2 separate regions of the Homo sapiens genome follow, and region 2 is linked to region 1. A link is a loop called in an ENCODE intact Hi-C map of the cell type or tissue named here. Cell type or tissue: endothelial cell of umbilical vein. All regions are shown on one strand. Each heading gives the region's core, and the rest is flanking DNA. Links, peaks and the distances in the headings are about the cores only. Region 1 has its middle 20 kb from the start of EPB41. Region 2 overlaps EPB41 (erythrocyte membrane protein band 4.1).

The links. A loop is a pair of places that touch in the nucleus more often than their neighbours do. Peaks named below come from ENCODE experiments on the same cell type or tissue, not always from the same donor. Only the 100,000 strongest peaks of a DNase experiment are listed, where the experiment ranks them.
Region 2: it touches region 1 in a loop (10-fold over the local background); 100 of 110 quality-filtered maps call a loop at or near these places.

What each region holds. Positions count from the first base shown.
Region 1 is chr1:28,889,942-28,898,278 of GRCh38, forward strand. It overlaps a transcript of EPB41 not described here. Among named protein-coding and RNA genes, the nearest start is that of EPB41, 20 kb to the right of the region's middle. In endothelial cell of umbilical vein, for the core only: a CTCF peak has its summit at 3,959; no DNase peak of the experiment used is centred there.
Region 2 is chr1:29,030,034-29,038,370 of GRCh38, forward strand. It overlaps EPB41 (erythrocyte membrane protein band 4.1), which reads left to right. Exons shown (of 21, transcript NM_001376013.1): 8 at 367-454; 9 at 3,060-3,212; 10 at 5,793-5,890. Among named protein-coding and RNA genes, the nearest start is that of TMEM200B, 90 kb to the right of the region's middle. In endothelial cell of umbilical vein, for the core only: a CTCF peak has its summit at 4,031 (motif pointing left); DNase peaks (open chromatin) are centred at 3,058 and 3,978.

The DNA of each region.
Region 1 (8,337 bases), core at 236-8,235:
TATGACAGTTCCTGGGGATAGGGGAGTTCAGAATTTTCCCAGGGCCTTAGATTCTGATATTTTATTTTATTTTTATTTTTATTTTTATTTTATTTTATTTTATTTTGTTTTTTTGAGACAGAGTCTCACTCTGTTGCCCAGGCTGGAGTGCAGTGGCATGATCTCAGCTCACTGCAACCTTCACCTCCTGGATTCAAGCGATTCTCTTGCCTTAGCCTCCTGAGTAACTGGGATTACAGGCTCCTGCCACCATGCCTGGCTAATTTTTTTATTTTTAGTAGAGATAGGATTTTGCCATGTTGGCCAGGGTGGTCTCGAACTCCTGACCTCAGGTGATCTGCCCACCTCGGCCTCCCAAAGTGCTGGGATTACAGGCGTGAGCCACCGTGCCTGGCTGATTCTGATATTTATTAAAGGGGGTGGGATTCCACTCCTTTATAGTCTGCAGGCTAGTCACTTTGCTCCCTGGGTTTCAGTTTCCCTTTCTGTGAAATGAGTAGGGGAGATAAGTCTAAAGTCTCTACGGGTCTTCCAGCGCCTATTACTATAGCCTCGGGACCTAGTTTGGGACTTAGTCTACCCCCTACTCTCACTCCACGTGAGGGGATAGGATGGAGCAAGATGAAGGCTGAGTATGACGGGCCCACAAGTCCTGTTCTTGGCCCGTGTTCTCTAATCATAATTACAGCCACTGCCTGTTAAGCACTTACTATGCACAGCATTCTGTTCTAAGCCTTTAATACGCTGCATTAACTCATTCAATCCTTACAATCTCATGAGGGAAATATTATCTTTGTTTTGCAGGAGTTTAGGGAGCTGAACAGACTTGACCAAAGTCACAAAGCTGGGAAGTGGCCGAGCTGGGATTTGAACTTAGGTTCAACTCCAAAGCCCAGACCTAACTAAGAGTGGGAGCCTCCACCCCACGGGTACTGAGGTGCCCACATTGCTCAGCCCTTACCTGTGGAACTGTTTGACCCCTGCTGGAGCAAAGCTCTGAGCTCTGGGATCTTGAGGCTGGGGAACTGGGGAACAAGCTGTGCTGCCTCTGTTGGGTGGCCCCTGGGGCCAGCATAGAGAGAAAGGGGCAGAGGGAGCAACCTCCAGGTCAGCCAGGGCCCACTAGGGGTTTCCCCAGAGGGGCAGCCCCACGCAGCTACTGCCCAGGTGCAAGACTGGGCACTGAAAGGCAACCTTGGGTATGTGGCCAACTTTGGACCTCAGTTGCCTCATCTGTAAAGCATGGACTTAAATGAGTGTAGACACTCCTTGACCCCTGGGTTAGTGGCTGAGGTCAGCAATAGGATAAAGGGTTAGAGGAGAGCTTGGAGTGACAGTGACTGAGTCTGTGAAGGAAGAGTTTGGGTCAGGAACATCTTGGATCCTGGGCCAGCTGTTTGATAGCTATTTCAGAGGAAGAGACTGAGGTTGGAGAGGTTCAAAGGCTTGTCTGGGGCTGTTCAGCCAGTACCCCAGAGACTGAAGGGAAATAAACCAAGGGAAAACCCGGAGAACAAAATCCAGGCAGATATGAGCTAGAATCCTGGGTTGGCCACTTAACTAGGCTTGGAGGTGTGAAGTGGCACCCCTGAGGACACACGAGAGTCCCTTCACCTAACTGTCCTCATCTTTAAAGTGGGAATAGTAACAATTTCTCCTTTGTCCACTTCCTGGGTTGTTGTGAAGGTTAAAGGAGATGAGGCATTTGTAAAATCAGGTGAGAATGTGGTTGCTGGTCATTTTTCAGTCCAAAGCTGCAGTTCCGGGTTTGTGTTTGTGGTGGTGGGAGCATTTCTGACAGCTCCTCTGTTGAGATGCTTTATCCAGGAGTTGTGCTGGAGAGAAGCCCTAAGAATAACACCACCGGCCGGGCATGGTGGCTCACACCTGTAATCCCAGCATTTTGGGAGGCCAAGGTGGGCGGGTCACCTGAGATCAGGAGTTCGACACAGCCTGGCTAACACGGTGAAACCCCGTCTCTACTAAAAATACAAAAAATTAGCTGGGCATGGTTGGTGGCAGGCGTCTATAATCCCAGCTACTCGGGATGCTGAGGCAGGAGAATCACTTGAACCGAGGAGGCGGAGGTTGCAGTGAGCCAAGATCGTGCCACTGCACTCCAGCCTGGGCAATAAGAACAAGACTGCATCTCAAAAAAAAAAAAAAAAAAAAAAGAATAACACCACCATTTATTGCACAGTTGCCGGTACCAGGCATTGTACTCAACTTCACCTCTCATTGTATCATTAACCCCCTACAGCAACTTTGTCAGGTAGGTGGTACCCCTCACCCATGCTGGGTCCCTCCAAAACCCATGCCAACAGCCCCTGTAATGATAGTAGCAAACGCTTCTGAATGGTTTACTGTGTGCCAAGCATCCTTCCAGACGTGTTACATGTATTGACCCATGTTAATCCTCACATCAACCCTGTGAGGTGGATACTAATATTATCTCCAGTTTGCAGATGAATAAATGAGGCATAGACAAGTAAAAACGAGGCCAGGCGTGGTGGCTCAAGCCTATAATCCCAGCACTTTGGGAGGCTGAGGTGGGTAGATCACCTGAGGTCAGGAGTTTGAGACCAGCCTGACTAATACGATGAAACCCCATCTCTACTAAAAATACAAAAATACACGGTGGCATGCGCCTATAATCCCAGCTACTTGGGAGGCTGAGACAGGAGAATCGCTTGAACCAAGGAGGCGGAGGTTGCGCCATTGCACTCCAGCCTGGGCAACAAGAGGGAAACTCTGTCTCAAACAAACAAACAAATAAACAAAACAAAACAAAACAAATGGCCCCAATGTCACAAAAGGTAGAGCCATAAATAGTGAAGTCAGGATTTTCCCAGGTTCTTTTTTTTTTTTTTTTTTTTTTTTGAGACAGAATCTTACTCTGTTGTCCAGGCTGGAGTGTAGTGGTGCGATCTTGGCTCACTGCAACCTCTGCCTCCCAGGTTCAAGCAATTCTTGTGCCTTAGCCTCCTGAGTAGCTGGGATTATAGGCACCCACCACCATGCCAGGCTAATTTTGTATTTTTGGAGAGACGGAGTTTCACCATGTTGGCCAGGCTGGTCTCAAACTCCTGGCTTCAAGTGATTTGCCTGCCTCGGCCTCCCAAAGTGCTGGGATTACAAGTGTCAGGTTCTTTTATTCTGAGATAGGGTCTCACTCTGTCGCCCAGGTTAGAGTACAATGGGGTGATCACGGCTCACTTCAGCCTTGACCTCCTGGGCTCAAGGGAGCCTCCTACCTAAGCCTCCTGAGTAGGTGGGACTCCACCACACACACCTAATTTTCATATTTTTTGTAGAGATGGGGTTTCCCCATGTTGCCTAGGCTGGTCTTGAACTCCTGAGCTCAAGCAAAACTCCCACCTCAGCCTCCCAAAGTGCTGGGATTATAGGTGTGAGGCACCGTGCCCGGCTGGCCCAGGTTCTTAAAGTCTCCTCCTTGACACAATCATCACAGTTGTAATTCAGTAGTTATTTACATGATTGTCTCCTCACTGCATTGTAAGCTCCATAAGTACAGGGGCCATGTCTGTCTTCTTCAGGCTGTATCCCCAACACCTGGCACACAGCAGGTGCTCAGTTAATGTTTGTTCACAGGGACGCTGCTGCCTCTAGTGGGCTGGGCCCTGGAGGCCTGATGAGCTGAGGGTGGATTATCAGATTATTGCTGACTAGGGCGTCTGCCCCAGCAAGACCCCAGAGGCAGAGGGAGGGCAGGGTTCCCTCCTGGCTCAGGCCCTGGCTGAAGAAGGGGACCCAAAGGGCTTTTTCTTTGGCTGTGCTGTGTGTCTCACTGCTGTCATTTGCTTCCATGTGCCACTGCGGTGATGGCTCCATGGCCTCTCCTGGACTGGCTGCGTGACCCCGACGGCTGCTTCTGGGTGAGTAATGGTTTGACTTAATGACTGCCACATGAGCTGATTTTAATGCATGTCCTGTGGCTCTGAGGCCACTGGGAGGCGTAAAGAGAGGCCCGGGGGTAGGGGTGGAAATGCTGAGAGAGGGCACTCTGTGATTTTAGGATCCTACCATAAGCAGGGCCTACCAATTAAACACACTGGGTGCTGATTTTTTGGTCACATGATACAATGCAAAGGTCTTTGGGGCAGACTGGGCTGGAATAGAATCCTTTTTCTGTTGCATACAGGTGGGTGATTCTTTGCATCTCAGTTTCACGTCTGCAAAATAAGAATATGAATACTTATGGGACACAAGTATATTTGTTCTTTTATTCATGTAAGCCCCACAAGGGCAGGGATTTTTGTTCATCTGTTCACCAGGTGCTGTATCTTCAGCGCCTAGGGTATAGTAGCACGTAGTAGGTGCTCACTGAATGTTTCCAAAGGAATGAAGATATTTATTGACTGTTTATGGTATACCTATCAATGTGCTTTGTATTGGATTAAATGGCTAATGGATATAAAGGGCCCAGCATGATAGGGGCTCAGTGAATGTGAATTCCCTATTTGCTCAATAGACTGTGACTTTCTTGGGGATCAGGGCTCTGGTAAAGTGAGCTCTGGGTCTTCTGAACTTAGTAAGGGGCCAAGTACCAAGCATGTATCAATCAGCACAGAGAGGGGCCTGGCAACTGGACTTCCTGGAGAGGGAGTGACAGAGCCTCTAGTTTTCATCAGAAGAGAGAGGCAGCTGGGAAGATCTGGGGCAGAAATGGGAGGGATGGGGAGGGACTCTGCCTTCTAGTACTGCCACTTTTCCTTGTCCAGGTGTGACCCTGGACAAGGCATGCTCTTCCCTGAGTCTTGGAGACCTCATCTGTGATGTACATATCACAACACTTTCCCCGCATAGGTGTGGGAAGGAGTTGATGAGAAGAGCCCACACAGGGCCCCATTTGGTAACTTCCCAGCCCTGGGCTCATTCTGGGATTCTGGGAGGGGACTATGTGTTCCTCTTTCTGGCTTTTTTCTCCTACTTTTAACTGCTCACCCAGCTGGGACTGGAATCCAAGGAGCCCCTGAACTTCCCAGCAGACTGGCCAGGGCCCTGGGATAAGGGCTGGGCTCTGCCTGGTGTGGGAGGAGCTGAGTGGAGGTTCCAGCTCTGCCACTCTCGCTGTGTGACTTGGTTCTGTAACCCCTTCTCTGCCTCGGTTGCCTTACCTGTAAAGTAGGGTTATTAAAAGACACCTCCCTTGAAGAATTGTTTAATTAGAAAATAGGTGGATTAGGCATTATTATCCATAATGCTATTTGGCTCTGGCTGAGGTGACTCTAGGGAGGGCCCTGAAGAATTACATCCCACTGTGGCCCAGGGAGCCTGGGACTCACTAGTCATCATGTGTATTATTGCCATTTATTGGCTATTTCTTATGGGCTGGGCTGGTTATATGCTATTTTAGACACATTATCTCATGCATTCCTCCTAGTGACCTAGGAGACCCTCTGAAGCAGGCATTATTATCCCCGCTTCATGGCACTGGGTAAGTCAAGTGAGTCACCCAGAATCCCACAGTTCTTTAGGGGTACAGCTGGGGCTCAGACCCAAGCCTGCTCACTCCAGGGCCCAAATTATTATTATTATTTTTTTTTGGATGGAGTCTCACTCTGTCACCCAGGCTGGAGTGCAGTGGTGCCATCTCGGCTCACTGCAACCTCCACCTCCTGGGTTCAAGCAATTCTCCTGTCTCAACCTCCCAAGTAGCTGGGACTACAGGCGTGCACCACCATTCTTGGCTAATATTTGTATTTTTAGTAGATGGGGTTTCACTGTATTTGTCAGGCTGGTCTCGAACTCCTGACCTCAGGTGATCAACCTGCCTCAGCCTCTCAAAGTGCTGGGATTATAGGTGTGAGCCACCACGCCCGGCCCTAAGGCCCAAATTCTTAGTGTGAAACTCTCATATTTCTCCCAAGGAGGTAGAGTGTACATCTGAATTCTCTTTGTCCATCTCCCATGACCAGTACACGGCTGGTGGGAGCTACTGACGTGTTTGTCGGATAAATAAATTCATGCACACACACTGCACCCCCACCCAGGCCTGCTGCTGTAAGAGTTTTAAAGAGAAAAGATAATAGAAAACAGGAGAAGGCTGGACAGCTTGGCACTTGAGGGTCAGACAGGCCTGACTTTGCATCTTGCATCTATTGTTTACCAGTTGTGTGACCTTAGGCAAGATATCTAACCTCTTGGAGCCTCAGTTTTCTTACCTGTAAAATGGGGAAAATAAAAGAACCTACCTACCTCTTAGGCTTCTTGTGAGGATTAAATAGTGAGGCACATGGTGAGCATTCAACAAATAGTAGCAATGGTTATTGTTATTATTATAATTATGAATATTATTTGGGGATTATAAAGATGTTCCTCTTGGGACAAAAGAGACCAGGTCTGGGAGGGAACTTCTGGGGACAGGTGGTGGATAGCAGCCTAGTCTGACAGACTCCTGAAGGCATGTGAAGGGAGGGAGGTGGCCTCATGGAAGTAAGAATGTACCTCCCTTTTCTAGTCATCTGCTTTTCCTCTGTGTCAGGCCCTGTGCTGGGCATGGGGCCCAGAGATGAATCTGTGTAGTCCTTCCCCACCTTCCCCACCGGGAGCTCGGAGTCTAGTTGGGAAGAAGATGCAGAAATCACCAACTCCACCTTTATTGAATAGGTGTTCTTATGCAAAGGGCAGGAAAAAAGACATTCCTAGTGGAAGGAACAGCATGTGCCAAGGTACACAACTGCCTGCACTTGGGGGAATGCAGCTGAAGAGACAGGCTCAAGACAATGAGTGAGGACTTGACCTATGGCAATGGAGAGTCACTGGATAGTAAGCAGGGAGGGGCAGGGACAGGGGCAGGAGGAACTGTCCAGGTGAGAGATGCCGAGATCTTGGGCTGGGGACTGTGCCATGGGATAAGGAGCAGCGATGTGAAGTCTGTTTAGGAGGCAGAGCCAGCAGGGCGTGATAATGAACTGCAGTGGCCAGAGAGGAGAGGAGAGGGCCAGAGGGAGATCTTGGGGCCTGGGGCCAATGGGGCCCACTGGGGTCTCTGGCTGAGGGACATATCTGGGAGGAGGAGGCAGAGCTGGGTTGAGGGTAAAAGCCATTCAGCTGCTCTCACTACCTTTCCCCTCAGTTTCCCAGGCAGCAGCTATGTCTGAGCTGGACACTGGGGCAAGGCCTGTGGCCACCAGGGCCCAGGGTACCCACTCCTATCTCAGGGGTCCCTTGTGGTGACCCTGGTAGGTCTGGTAGGGATGAGACCTCTTTGGGGTGGGGGCCAGGCAGGAGCTGTGTGGTGCAGAAAAGCCCTGGGTTCTAGACCTACCAGTGTTACTGAGTGTCTGTGCCACCTCAGGAATCACCAGGCCTGGTGGCTCACACCCGTAATCCCAACATTTTAGGAGGCTGAGGCAGGAGGATCACTTGTGCCCAGGAGTTCAACACAAGCCTAGGGAACATGGAGCAACCCCATCTCTACAAAAAAATACAAAAATCAGCTGGGCGTTGTGCATGTGCCTGTCATTCCAGCTACTTGGGAGGCTGAGGTGGGAGGATCCCTTGAGCCCAGGAGGTTGAGGCTGCAGTGAGCTGTGATTGCACCATTATGCTCCAGCCTGGGTGACAAAGTGAAACCCCTGTAGGTAGGTAGGTAGGAAGGTAGGAAGGGAAGGGAAGCGGAGGGAAGGGAAGGGAAGGGGAGGGGAGGGGAGAGGAGGGGAGAGGAGGGGAGAGGAGGGGAGAGGAGGGGAGGGGACAGGAGGGAAGGGAAGAAAGGAAGGGAAGGAAAGGAAGGAAAGAAAGAAGGCACTCCCATCACTCCCTCTCTCTTGCCCTCCTTTTCCTTGCCTTGAAAGTGAGAATAAGAAAACCTGTTTTGCTTGCCTCGAAGATTCAGTGATAAAATACAACTACAGACAGTAAACATTTATTGAGAGCTGATGGGCTAGGTTCTGGGGGCACAAAGGTGACTCACTCAGTGTTCCTGCTCCTTAAGGACGAACTGCCATGTGCAGAGTGAGCCCAGGGGAGCAGGTGGTTAACTCAGGGGCATCAAGGGGAAAAGAGCTAGGTTGGGCTTTGAAGGATGAGTAAGAGCTCTCTAGGTAGGCAATGGCAGGAACAACTTTCTAGGTACAGGGAATGGCATGTACAAAGGCTCAAGACTGCATACTGTGCTCAGGATAGATGAGCACTGTCGTTGGTGTGGCTGGAGCACAAAGGGAAAGGCTGGCAGTGACAGGAGATGAGGCTGGTCAGGGAAGTAGGGCCCACGTCAGGCAGACCTTTGGGGATGTCACTGGCTCCCCTCTCCTTCCTGCACCCTCACAACTGCCTGTTCTGCTCAGAGAGACAACCAGGACCTTCCCATGC
Region 2 (8,337 bases), core at 272-8,271, 140 kb after region 1:
CAAGAAAAATTAGCGGGAGGAGCTTATGTATGTCGGAGAAAAAGAGTGAAGAGAAGGGGGCAGAACTAATGATAGATGAAATAGCTTTAAGGAAATTGTTTAGTAGGATTAAAAAAATTTTTTTTGCAGCTTTTTGGTGACTTTTTGTTTGCTCACATTGTCTTTTTCTAAGGTATATTTTAATTATTTAGATACAGGCAGTGATGGGTTCTGTTCCATAATAACCTACTTTCAGGACTAGGAAATATATCTTAATATAGTGGTATGTATATGTTCATGTGTTTAAAATACAGTGAATATATAAATGTTACTGTAAATGATGACACTATAACACTGAAAGAATTTTATGTTTTTATTCTATCAAAGGTCCATGACTCCAGCTCAGGCTGACTTGGAGTTTCTTGAGAATGCCAAAAAGTTGTCTATGTATGGAGTTGATCTTCATAAAGCAAAGGTAATGATAACTTTGCCCTTTATTAATATGCATGTGGAAGATATTATATGATACATGTCTGTTATGTATGTATCACATCTGTGTCATATAATACTTTTTAACAACATCTGGGGTATTTTAAAACATTCAAAAGAGATAGTAGACTGGGCACAGCAGCTCATGCCTGTAGTCCCAGCTACTGGGGAGGCTGAGGCGGGAGGATCACTTGAGTCCAGGAGATCGAGCGTACAGTGAGCCCTGATTGTGCCACTGCACTCCAGCCCTGGCGACAGAGCAAGACCCCGTCTCAAAAAAAAAAAAGAGAGAGAAATAGTACTTCTTGTTAGCTTTTTTTTGTTTTGTTTTGTTTTTTTGAGATGGAGCCTTGCTCTGTCTCCCAGGCTGGAGTGCAGTGGCATGATCTCGGCTCACTGCAAGCTCCGCCTCCCAGGTTCACGCCATTCTCCTGCCTCAGCCTCCTGAGTAGCTGGGACTACAGGCGCCAGCTACCACGCCTGGCTAATTTTTGTATTTTTAGTAGAGACGGGGTTTCACCGTGGTCTCGATCTCCTGACCTCGTGATCCGCCCGCCTCGGCCTCCCAAAGTGCTGGGATTACAGGCGTGAGCCACCGTGCCCGGCCTCTTGTTAGCATTTTAAGTGTATCAGTTAAATCAGTCAACTGTATCAATTGAATTTGCCCCATAGCAATTCCACCCTCAGAATAAAGTTTCATATCCAAGCTACTGTTAAGATCAAAAGATAGCCCCTAGAGAAAAAGAAATTGATTTTCCTAACATGCAGTAACATTTGAAAATATAGAGCAGTGGGCAGCAAGTCCTGTTTCACAGCCAGCATCACCTACATCGAATCACTGAGGATGTTCATTAAATATGTAGATCCCTGAGCTTCTCTCAGATGTATGGAATTAATTTGGAGGCGAGGTTCTAGAATGTCTTGGTTTAATGAGCACCCAAATGATTCTAATTCATGCCTGAATCTGAGAACCACTGGCCTAGAGTAGTGGTTCTCAAAGTATGGTGTCTGAGCCAGCAACATTTAACATCACCTAGGAACTTGTTAGAAATGCACATTTCAGGCCCCATCCCAGGCCTGCTGAGTTAGACTCTCTGGAGGTGGAGCTCAGCAATCCATTTTAAGTTCTCCAGGTTGTTCTGATGCACACTGAATGAACCACAGTGGCTCATTCAAAAACCACTTGGGTAGGGCCCTGGAAACTTGAGCTTTAATCCTAGTTCTACCTAATACAGCCTAACAGAATGAATCCTTAAGGAAAGTCTCCTTACTTCTCTCTTCTTCAGCTACTAAAGTTGCTGGGGAGGTCCAGTGCCAGGCGTGGTGGCTCACACCTGTAATCCCAACAATTTGGGAGGCTGAGGCGGCCGATCGCTCAAGCTCAGGAATTCAAGACCAGACTGGGGAACATGGTGAAATCCCGTCTCCATAGAAAATACAAAAAATTAGTCAGGCATGGTGGCACGTGCCTTTGGTGGTCCCAGCTACTCAGGAGGCTGAGGTGGGAGGATTGCTTGAGCCCAGGAGGTAGAGGCTGCAGTGAGCCTAGATTGCACCACTGCACTCCAGCCTGGGTGACAGTTGAGACTCTGTCTTAAAAAAAAAAAAAAAAAAGAAAAAAGTTGTTCTGGATTATTTTGGGCTGGGTACTACAACTTCTATGAATCTCTAAAGTATATTGTAGGAAGATCAGTACATCAGATTAGGTATGTTTCTAAAACTGAAATGGTTAGATTTTGCTTCACAATTCCTGCTGGAAGCTGGTGTCAATTCAGGTATTGATGGAGTCAGGCAGCATGTTCCCTTCCCAAATATTGTAAAGCAAATTGTTTCTCCAAAGTGAAATGTAGTTATACCCACAAGCTTTAAAAATTTAAGAGGGCATCTTCTGGGAAATTCTCAGTTACATAGTCACTGAATTGGAACTGTATGTAATTCCTGCTTCTCTGTTATAACACGTGTAGGCACTAATATATTTCTCTATACTCATTTTGGGGGAAAGAGTAGTCAAGAAGCATTTAACTTTGTGTTTTGATTACTTAGCTAAACAAACTGTTAGCTGTAGGGACTAACTTAGGTGAAATTTATTTTCTTTGAATTATAGACATAGATGATTAATATTACATATTTAATTTTTTAAAGTTGTCTTTAATAAAGAGGCATATAAATATGATTTCATTGTGCCTTAATGTAACTTCTTGACTTAGGGATCATATTTTTAATTTAATATACTTAACATCAATTTTAAGAACCTAAGATTGTCTTATGCTGAGTTTATATAGGAATAGAGTCAACTCCTACATTTAACATCATTTCTGGAGCTGTTAACACTTTATCATAAAAAAACAAGAATTAATAATTGTGCGTGTATATTTGGTAGTATACATAGCTCTAAGCCCTGCTCTCCAGGAAGTCATGACTGCTGATTTAAACATAATAGGTCCATAAATTATAACTGTTAGGCTGAGCTTTATTTTTCATTGTATGTTTTGTAACTGTTTTTGGTTGTTATCTTCAGATTATCTAGTAATAGTCAACAGTGTATTGAGTACTTTGCTCCAGACTGAAATCCTAACATTTTTCTTTTTCAGGACTTGGAAGGAGTAGATATCATCCTAGGTGTCTGCTCTAGTGGCCTTCTGGTTTACAAAGATAAGCTGAGAATTAACCGCTTCCCTTGGCCCAAAGTGCTGAAGATTTCTTATAAACGTAGTAGCTTTTTCATCAAGATTCGGCCTGGAGAGGTACAGAATTTATATTTCCTTCCTCCCAAACCAGACACAGTCTGTATCTGAAATATCTACATTTCCATTTTCCTTATTAAGTCATCTGAGAAGTCTCTCTATAGTTAACTATTGAAGGGCTGATAATTCCGTTTTCTAAGTTGATCAGTCCTGTGATGCTACTTCTTTTCCTTACTACTGGTCTTCTGGACATTTCACTTTTTGTAAGTAAATATACCATTGCAAAAAGTTAAACTTGGACTGATACATTTGTTCCTTGTTTACGCCAAGCAAAAACTTAATGGAAAAATATTTTTAAATTGAGTAGCATGAGATTTTAAAATTATTTATAGGGATAAATTACTCATGTTTGGCATCACCAATCCTTTATCTCATATAATTAAAATTTATTTGTATGCATAGCTTCTCGTGGTTACTGAGAGTGAGTTCTAGGGCCAAGTTCTAGATTTTTAATAAGAGTTGGATGTTCAACTTTGTACCAGTTAATTCATTTATTAGTTGGTTTGGGGATATACTAATGCTGGCCAAATTTAACTTTTGTATTGAAGAGCCATTATGGAATAGCATAAAATTGTTTAAGTAGGAATTAAAGTTTTTTAAAAAGTTCTGACTTCTTTTCTGCCACATACTAAGCAAAAGACCTGGACAAATCTAAGGCTCAGCTTCCTTGTCATTTGGGCAGGATAATACCTTCTCCATCATAGTTATTTGAAGATCAAATGAGATGACAGCTGTGTAAGTTCTATATAGGAAATGATACTAACCTAAGGTGGCTTTTGTGTGTATATATCACCATCTGCTGGTGAATAATGGCTAATTATTTGTGCCTGCAAATTCTGGATGTGGAGCCTTAAAAATCTTGGATAGGGATTACCATAGAAGCATTTATTTTGTACCATAATTATTTTACCTATGCCTAGCACAGAGCAGTCAGTGTCTTCCCTTAAAATTTCAAATTCAAGAGTTATTCAATCAACAAATATTTATTGAGAGCTTTCCTGTGTTGGACACTATTCTAGGGACTAGGAATATAACAGCAAATTAGAATCTCATCCCTCACACACGTTAATATGAAAATGGGAAATCCTTAGCTTCTAAAAATGTAGAATTCTTATTTAGAAGGCAATCAGGAACAACAGGATTTTGAGAAAAAGTATTGTGGCAGCAGTAGATGATTTAGCAGTGGCATGGTATGGTGAAGAGGGTAAAAATCTGGTTCTGTCATTTCATAGCTGTCAGTCTGAGCAAATAACTTCTCTGACCTCAGTTTCTTCATGTCTAAAAATATAGATGATATTATCTAATCATAGTGTTACTGGCAATAGTAGGCACTCAAAATAAATGTCAGTTTCCTTTCCATCTTATAAAATATGCTTAAAGTAGAAATAAAGAGGCAAGAGGTCAGCAGGACAGTGTTTCTAGTAACCCTGGGAGAATATGTTTTGCTTCAGTATAAGAGGAATCTAGATAAATTAATGATCAATCAAAGGAAAAAAGAAATATTTAATGATTCAAGAATCTGAGGAATAAGTTCAAGAGATCTATTGTACAACATGGTGACTATCATTAATAACAATGTATTGTTCTCTTGAAAAATTGCTAAGAGACTAGATTTTAAGTTTTCTCACCACAAAAAAATAATAAGTGTGTCAGGTAATACATATGTTAATCAGCTCAATTTAGCCATTTCACAATGTATACGTGTTTCTTGGGTTTGTTTGTTTGTTGTTTTTTTTTTTTTTTTTTTTTTTTGGAAGAAGAAGTCTCGCTTTGTCACCCAGGCTGGAGTGCAGTGGCGCCATCTCAGCTCACCGCAACCTCTACCTCTCAGGTTCAAGTGATTCTCCTACCTCAGCCTCCTGAGTAGCTGGAATTACAGGCGCGTGCCACCATGCCCGGCTAATTTTTTTTGTATTTTTAGTAGAAATGAGGTTTCACCATGTTGGTCAGGCTGGTCTTGAACTCCTGACCTTGTGATCTGCCCACCTCGGCCTCCCAAAGTGCTGGGATTACAGGCGTAAGCCACCGTGCCTGGCAGGTATACATATTTCAAAACAACATGTTGTAGATGATAAGTATGTACAATTTTTATTTGTCAATTTAAAAAATTGATTTAAAAATCTGGCTTGAACTAAAATCTTTAGCTCCTATTACTAATTTCTATTGCATAATAATATTGATTGATTGGAGGACTTGGTCAATATCCCATTCCCTGTTCATTGAACAGTGTCCCAAATGCAGATAGTGACTAAGGAAAAGCAGTGTCTGGACAATCAAGAGGTGACTTAATTGTGTCTCAGAAAAATGTATAATGAATGTGTGTGTGTTTTCTGGAAAAAAAAAAAAAAGCTTAAATTATATGAGATGCATTCCCTGGCTTTCTTGCTTTGGAAAAAGCCACCCTCAGTGAGTGAATTTCTTTCAGTAAGTAGGAAAAAATTCCAAATGACATTTTATGTCCTTAAATTGGTAACAATGGCCTCTTCTGTGGCACCATATTTCTCTGGTACTGTATCACTGTAATCTGGTACTGTATCACATGTAATACTTCATGTCCCATGTTTATTTGTGTTTTTGTAGCAAGAGCAGTATGAAAGTACCATCGGATTCAAACTTCCCAGTTACCGAGCAGCTAAGAAATTATGGAAAGTCTGTGTAGAACATCACACGTTTTTCAGGTATTATTCTCACTTAAGTATTTTTCAAGGATAAATTATTTATAACGTTTCTATTTTAAGCCTGCTATTAAAATTCCTTTCATTGTATGACTGGCACTCTTTTATTTAGCTCAGGTGAGATCATCTTAAGCAAGACAAAATGAATCCATTTCTCTCCCTTTGGGTTGAAAAGTATGCCTCAACATTTCCAAAGCACCTGTCTGTGTATGGTAGAAGGAAGAGAGGAGTAAGGAATGGGAACCTGTATTTACCAGGGACTCTGGGATTGCATTAATTGTAGCTAAAGTCAGTCCGATTAAGGGGAGTTACCCTCACTTACCTCCACGTGTGATTTTTTTTTTTTTTTTTTTTTTGAGACGGAGTTTCGCTCTTGTTGCCCAGGCTGGAGTGCCGTGGCGCGATCTCGGCTCACTGCAACCTCCGCCTCCCGGGTTCAAGTGATTCTCCTGCCTCAGCCTCCTAAGTAGCTGGGATTACAGGCACCCGCCATCATGCCCAGCTAATTTTTTGTATTTTTAATAGAGACACGCTTTCACTATGTTGGTCAGGGTGGTCTCAAACTCCTGACCTCAGGTGATCCACTTGCCTTGGCCTCCCAATGTGCTGGGATTACAGGCATGAACCACTGTGCCCGGACGGAATTTTTATTTTTTTGTTTTTGCTAATTTTTTTTTCCACATGGAATTTCTCTAAGCAATGCTTGACTACTTTTTGTGGAGCTTTTATACTATAAGGTTAAAGATGTGAAGCTGATTTTTTTTTTTTTTTTTCGAGACAGAGTCTCGCTCTGTCGCCCAGGCTGGAGTGCAGTGGCGGATCTCGGCTCACTGCAAACTCCTACTCCTGGGTTCAAGCAATTCTCCTGCCCCAGTCTCCTGAGCAGCTGGGATTACAGGTGCACACCACCATACCTAGCTAGTTTTTGTTTTTGTATTTTTAGTAGAGACGAGGTTTCACTGTGTTAGCCAGGATGATCTCGATCTCCTGACCTCATGATCTGCCCACCTCGGCCTCCCAAAGTGCTGGGATTACAGGTGTGAGCCACCGTGCCTGGCCAACCTTGAAGCTGATTGTTAGCTTCACTCTAATGAAACCCAGAAAGGGAGCACACAGAACCATATTTGAAGCCCAATAGTACCCGATAATCAGAAGACAGAAGAAAGTATTTCCTCTGCTGTTTGTTTGTTTGTGATGGAGTCTTGCTCTGTTGCCAGGCTGGAGTGCAGTCTGTGATCCTGGCTCACTGCTCCTGGGTTCCAGTGATTCTCCTGCCTCAGCCTCCCAAGTAGCTGGGATTACAGATGCCCAACATCACGCCTGGCTATTTTTTGTATTTTTAGTAGAGATGGAGTTTCACTACGTTGACCAGGCTGGTCTCGAACTCCTGACCTCAAGTGATCTGCTCGCCTCGGCCTCCCAGAGTGCTGGGATTACAGGCGTGAGCCACTGTGCCAAGAGGCCATATTATTAACCCCTTGAGTTCGTTTACCAAGCATTTTCTATGTGCTTACCCTTCTTGTATGCACCATGTTAGGCATTGGGAATATACTACAAGATAGTTCTAGTCTCTCTCCTGGTGGAACACCCAGTCTAGTAGAGAAGACAGACCTTAGACAAGTAATTACTTGTATTGAAAGGAAAGTTGGCTATTTATCAGTTTGCCTTTTTTTTTTTTTTGAGACAGAGTCTCACTCTGTTGCCCAGGCTGTAGTGCAGTGGCGCAATGCCTCAACCTCCCAAGTAGCTGGGACTATAGATGCATACCACCATGCCCAGCTAATTTTTAAATTTTTAGTAGAGACCGGGTTTCACCATATTGACCAGGCTGGTCTCGAACTCCTGACAAGTGATCCACTCGCCTTGGCCTCTCAAAGTGCTGTGATTACAGGCGTGAGCCACTGCACTCGGCCCAGTTTGCCTTTTTAAGAACGTTTCTTTATTATGGAAAATTTCATATGTAGCAACAGTACAATAAAATCCCCTTGTACTTATCACCCAGCTTCAATAATTATCACCCCAAAGCCAATCTTGTTTCTTCTATATCCCTATCCACTCCTTCCCCCTACTTCCGAGATTATTTTGAAGCAAATCCCAGGCCTCACGTCATTTCATTCATAAATAAACTTGATTCTTTAAGAGAAAGAGAGAGAGAGATAATCCTGATATCTTTTCCTTCTATTTATATTTTCATATAATAGCACTATAGCACAGTCAACGAGAAGAAAATTCAAGGAAATTAATATTTCAATTATTTCAAAATAAAACATGAGGGTACATTTTACACCCAATTAAAGAATCTTAATTATTGGCATTAACACATTTATTTATGCTTTCATCATCTCTCCTTCTTTAAAATCAAACCACAAAAGTAGAATTTTTTAAAAAGAGCAAGGAGGAGTAAAAAAGTGATTTTTGAATGTCTAATAACTGTGGTATAGATTTCAGCT